2 separate regions of the Homo sapiens genome follow, and region 2 is linked to region 1. Evidence: chromatin loops called from intact Hi-C (ENCODE). Cell type or tissue: Caco-2. All regions are shown on one strand. Each heading gives the region's core, and the rest is flanking DNA. Links, peaks and the distances in the headings are about the cores only.

Region 1 (2,909 bases), core at 252-2,751:
CCCATGCTGTGGTGACTTTAACGAATACTAAAGGACATCATTAGCTAGCGAATGCTAGACTCACTAAGTACCAAAGTTTGCTCTGTGAAAATCCCCGTATAACCACTGAAGTTTGTAACACCCTGAACCCCACTACCTTGCTCCCGGTATCAGAGAGCCCTGTCAAGCATGATTGTGTAGAAGTATTGGACTCAGTTTACTCTAGCAGACCTGACCTCTGGGACCAGCCTTGGGCATCAGTAGACTGGGAACTATACGTGGATTGGAGCAGCTTCATCAACCCACAAGGAGAGAGATTTGCAGGGTGTGCGGTGGTAACCCTGGGCACTGTTGTTGAAGCCAGATCGTTGCCCCAGGGCACTTCAGCCCAGAAAGCTGAACTCATTGCTTTCATTCAGGCCTTAGAACTCAGTGAAGGTAAGACTGTCAACATTTACACTGACTCTCGGTATGCCTTTTTAACCCTTCAAGTGCATGGAGCATTATATAAAGAAAAGCGCCTATTGAACTCTGGGGGAAAGGACATAAAATATCAACAAGAAATCTTGCAATTATTAGAAGCAGTATGGAAACCACACAAGGTGGCCGTTATGCATTGCAGAGGACACCAGCGAGCTTCCACCTTGGTGGGTTTGCGGAATTCCCGCGCTGACTTAGAGGCTCGAAAAGCAGCATCTGCCCCCTTCCGGGCATCAGTCACAGCACCCCTGCTCCCTCAAGCGCCTGATCTTTTACCTACTTATTCTAAAGAAGAAAAGGACTTTCTCCAGGCAGAGGGAGGACAAGTGATGGAGGAAGGATGGATTCGGTTACCAGATGGGAGAGAAGCTGTGCCACAGCTGCTAGGAGCCGCAGTTGTGCTGGCTGTGCATAAAACCACCCATCTAGGCCAGGAGTCACTTGAAAAGTTGTTAGTCCGGTATTTCTACATCTTGCATTTGTCAGCCCTTGCCAAAACGGTGACGCAGCGGTGTGTTACCTGCCCAAAGCATAATGCGAAGCAAGGTCCAGCTGTTCCGCCCGTCATACAAGCTTATGGAGCAGCCCCCTTTGAAGATGTCCAGGTGGACTTCACAGAGATGCCAAAGTGTGGAGGTAACAAGTATTTACTAGTTCTTGTGTGTACCTACTCTGGTGGGTGGAGGCTTATCCAGCACAAACTGAGAAAGCTCGTGAAGTAACCTGTGTGCTTCTTCGAGATCCTATTCCTAGATTTGGACTGCCCTTACGGATCGGCTCAGATAATGGGCCAGCATTTGTGGCTGACTTGGTACAGAAGAGGGCAAAGGTATTGGGGAACACATGGAAACTGCATGCTGCCTACCGGCCTCAGAGTTCCAGAAAGGTGGAGTCGATGAATTGGACTATCAAAAATAGCTTAGGGAAAGTATGTCAGGAAACAGGATTAAAATGGATACAGGCTCTCCCTATGGTATTATTTAAAATTAGATGTACCCCTTCTAAAAGAACAGGATATTCCCCTTATGAAATATTGTATCATAGGCCCCCTCCCATATTGCAGGGACTTCCAGGCACTCCCCGAGAGTTAGGTGAAATTGAGTTACAGCGACAACTACAGGCTTTAGGAAAAATTACACAAACAATCTCAGCCTGGGTAAATGAGAGATGCCCTGTTAGCTTATTCTCCCCAGTTCACCCTTTCTCCCCAGGTAATCGAGTGTGGATCAAGGACTGGAACGTAACTTCTTTGTGCCCACGGTGGAAAGACCGTAGTCTGTCGTCCTGACCACTCCCACCGCTGTGAAGGTAGAGGGAATCCCAGCCTGGATCCACCACAGCCGTGTAAAACCTGCAGCACCTGAAACCTGGGAGGCAAGACCAAGCCCAGACGACCCTTGCAGAGTGACCCTGAGGAAGACGACAAGCCCTGCTCCAGTCACACCCAGAAGCTGACTGGTCCACGCACGGCCGAAGCATGAGGAAGCTCATCGTGGGATTCATTTTTCTTAAATTCTGGACTTACACAGTAAGGGCTTCAACTGACCTTACTCAAACTGGGGACTGTTCCCAGTGTATTCATCAGGTCACTGAGGTAGGACAGCAAATTAAAACAATCTTTCTGTTCTATAGTTATTATGAATATATGGGAATGTTAAAAGAAACTTGTTTGTATAATGCCACTCAGTACAAGGTATGTAGCCTGGGAAATGACCCACCTGATGTGTGTTATAACCCATCTGAGCCCCCTGCAACCACCATTTTTGAAACAAGATTAAGAACTAGCCTTTTCCTAGGTGACACAAGTAAAATAATAACTAGAACAGAAGAAAAAGGAATCCCCAAACAAATAATTTTAAGATTTGATGCTTGTGCAGCCATTAATAGTAACAAACTAGGAACAGAATGTGGTTCTCTTAACTGGGAAAGGAGCTACAGAGTAGAAAATAAATATGTTTGTCATGAGTCAGGGGATTGTGAAAATTGTGCCTTTTGGCCATGTGTTATTTGGGCTACTTGGAAAAAGAACAAAAAAGACCCGGTTCATCTTCAGAAGGGGGAAGCCAACCCTTCCTGTGCTGCCGGTCACTGTAACCCACTAGAACTAATAATTACCAATCCCCTAGATCCCCATTAGAAAAAGGGAGAACGTGTAACCCTGGGGATCGATGGGACGGGGTTAAACCCCCAAGTTGCCATTTTAATTAGAGGGGAGGTCCACAAGCGCTCTCCCAAGCCAGTATTTCAAACCTTTTATGAGGAGCTGAATCTGCCAGCACCAGAACTTCCGAAAAAGACAAAAAATTTGTTTATCCAATCAGCAGAAAATGTAGCTCATTCCCTTAATGTTACTTCTTGTTATGTATGCGGGGGAACCACTATCGGAGACCGATGGCCTTGGGAAGCCCGAGAGTTGGTGCCTACTGATCCAGCTCCTGATGTAATTCCAG
Region 2 (2,909 bases), core at 378-2,877, 170 kb before region 1:
AATTAAGGCTTTATGTTCTGATGGAAATAAGTCTACAGATCTTTTCCTTTGCAATAGCTTCTCCTTTCCTGTAGAAATTTGACAGGCAGGACTTTTTAGCTCTCTCTGGGTAAGTCACCTTTCCCTCTGGACCTCAGTTTCCCTGTCTTTTAAATGGTTGGATGGGTGGAGATGTGATTTCTCAGCTTCCTTCTAGGTGGAGATTCTTGGGCTCTGGACTCCACAGTGCAGCTCAACATTGGCAACCCTCTCCACATGCTCTGGGACTCCAGCTGCGGAATCTCCTCTCCTTGAGACTGAGAGTTCATTCAGCGATCGTCTTTTGAGCATCTACCACACGCCAGGCACTATTCTAGATGCTGGGGATATGGTAGTGATGAAAAAACAAAGTCCCTGCCATCATGACCTCTAGTAAAGGGAGATGGACAACAAAGAAACCAGAAAGTTATAATTCAGATGGTGATAAACACTATGGAAAAAAATGAAACAGGGTAAAGGATTAGGGAGTGCCAGGAAGCAAGGAAGGAGGGAAGTTGCTTATATAGGAGGGTCAGGTGACATTTTAGTGGAGACTTGAAGGAAGTGAGGGAGCCGGCCAGGCAGATATCCAGAAGAGCATTCTAGGTAGTAGTTACCGCAAGTGTAAAGGCCCTAAAGCAGGAGGCCAGCATGGCTTGAGCACAAGGATTGAGGGGGACAAAGCAGGGGAGAGGGACAGAGAAGAGGTAGGTGGCCTTAGGGCTCTCATAAGGACTTGGCTCTCACTGAGCGAAATGGAAAGCCCAGGATGGTTTTGAGCAGGCCAGTGACCTGATTGCAGCTGTTTTCAAGGAGTTAGAAAAGACCTCTACCCTAGTGGGTACTGCAGGCTCTGGCTCTGGGATGAGCCACACCCTGTCCCATTCCTGATGAGGGACCTTGGCCTCTCCTAGCCTTAGTTCTTTATCTAAGAAATAATTCCAAGGATTTAGCCAAGTACCCCTCCCTCACTGCAGCTGACCTAACTGGGCCAAGCTTTTGTGTAAGTGGTAGGGAGGAGTTGGAAGGGGAGGGAGGAGAGTGGAGCCAATCCAGAGGCTTGAATGTTTAATGTGGAATTTCCTCTCTCTAGGGGACCACAGGTGGGGGCAGCTTGCAGGGGGAGGTTATTCAGTTCACTAGTATCTAGCCAGCACCTACCCATCCTGAGTCTCGGACTCCTGGCTCAGGGGAGGTGGGGTAGCTAACAAGCTCCAACAGGCCCAGGCACAGTCACAGTGGCCAGAATTGGAGCCATCCATCCTCCCAAGAATCAGGCCTGTCAGGACCTGCCTCCAGAAACCCACTCAGCTGCTCTGTTCTCAGGGAAGGTGGCCTTTCCTGATTCTGCTCCCCCTACCTCCAGCCCCTGAATTAGCACCCTTGGAGTTCAAAACTATTTTCCACGGTTGGAATTTTGTATCAATTAGTAGGATTCTTTGACTATTTTTCCTCTCCCACCATTCTAGAAACTAACGGGCCTGGTGAGGGCTTTGTCTATTTCCTTTCCTGTTGTGGTCCCGGAGTCCCCCAGCACAGTGCCTGGCACGTAAGGGGCACTCAGTAAATGAGCTGAATGAATGAAAGATAGGGGAGTAAGGAAGGTAATGCTGTTCCTTTTTACAGGCAATAAAACAGAGGCCCAGACAGGGTCTGACCTCCTCAGCAGCAGAGCAGGTGACTGCCTTCTGGCCTAATTCCTATAATGGGAGCCACCCAGGAGCATAGGTTCACACCCAAGGACCTCCCAGGCCCTCCCCCATCTTCTCTAAGGGAACTGCAGAGCCAGGCCCTGCCTGACCCCAGAAACAAGACTAGTTTCCCAGGAAAAGATCCTAGGGCAGGAGTGGAGCAAGTGACAGCTTGTTTTTTATTTTATTTTTATTTTATATTTTTTGAGACAGGGTCTTGCTCTGTCACCCAGGCTGGAGTGCAGTGGTGCGATCTCAGCCCACTGCAACCTCTGCCTCCTGGGCTCAATTGATCCTCCCACCTCAGCCACCCGAGTACCTGGGACTACAGGTATCTGCTACTACGCCTGGCTAATTTTTGTGTATTTTTTGTAGAGACAGGGTTTTACCATGTTGCCCAGATTGGTCTCGAACTCCTGGGTTCAAGCGATCCATGCGCCTCAGCCTCCAAAAGTGCTGGGATTACAGGTGTGAGCCACCACTCCCAGACGTGACAGCCTGTTAATAGCAATAATAGCACTTTGAATATACCAGACACTGCTTTTCCACAACTTTTTGAGACATGTTTTGTTAGCAACTCCATTTTACAGATGAAAAAACAGAGGCTCAGGGTGGTAAGTGGCATGCCGAAGGTAGTGGCAGAGCCTAGGTGCTCCAACCCAGGCAGCTGGGCTCAGCCCACTCCGATCCTCTCCAGCTGCCTCTCTGTTACAGCGCAGAACATCAGCAGCATCAGGAGTCATGTGCTCTTCCAGCTCTGCCTTGAGTACCCGATGACCTCGTTTCCTCAGCGGTAGATAGCGATGGTTAATATTGGCTAGCCTGTAGAGTTATCGGGAGACCAACGCACAAAAAGGGTTTAATACCGTGCCCAGCACATAGTAAGTGGTCAATACATGTTAATTGTTGATATTCTTGTTATCTGTGGTGTGTCTGGGCCGGGAGGGAGGGCTGCAGGGCGGTGTCTACGCACACTTTACAGGTGAGGTCATCCCGCGGGCTGGGGGTGCCGGGCCCCTCGCTGGCCCACGCCCAGCCAGGTGCACCCGCGGCGAGAGTCCGGTGGCCTCAGGTCACAGGCCCCTCCCCGCCGGACATTTAAGGAGGGACGCCGGGCGCAGGCGCAGACAGCGCAAGCCCCACGCCACGCGTCGCTGGTCCCAGGCAGCGAGTCGCTCGCGCGCCCCGCCGCCCGCCTGG

What was found. A loop is a pair of places that touch in the nucleus more often than their neighbours do. Peaks named below come from ENCODE experiments on the same cell type or tissue, not always from the same donor. Only the 100,000 strongest peaks of a DNase experiment are listed, where the experiment ranks them.
Region 2: it touches region 1 in a loop (3-fold over the local background); 11 of 110 quality-filtered maps call a loop at or near these places.

What each region holds. Positions count from the first base shown.
Region 1 is chr17:28,232,104-28,235,012 of GRCh38, reverse strand. No RefSeq gene overlaps it. Among named protein-coding and RNA genes, the nearest start is that of TMEM97, 86 kb to the left of the region's middle. In Caco-2, for the core only: CTCF peaks have their summits at 714 (motif pointing left) and 1,562; DNase peaks (open chromatin) are centred at 346 and 962; H3K4me3 peaks cover 561 bases.
Region 2 is chr17:28,406,138-28,409,046 of GRCh38, reverse strand. It overlaps SLC46A1 (solute carrier family 46 member 1), which reads left to right and starts at 2,835. Exons shown (of 5, transcript NM_080669.6): 1 at 2,835-2,909. RefSeq lists an enhancer at 1-680 and a silencer at 2,654-2,909. In Caco-2, for the core only: a CTCF peak has its summit at 1,378; DNase peaks (open chromatin) are centred at 1,086, 1,736 and 2,756; H3K4me3 peaks cover 696 bases.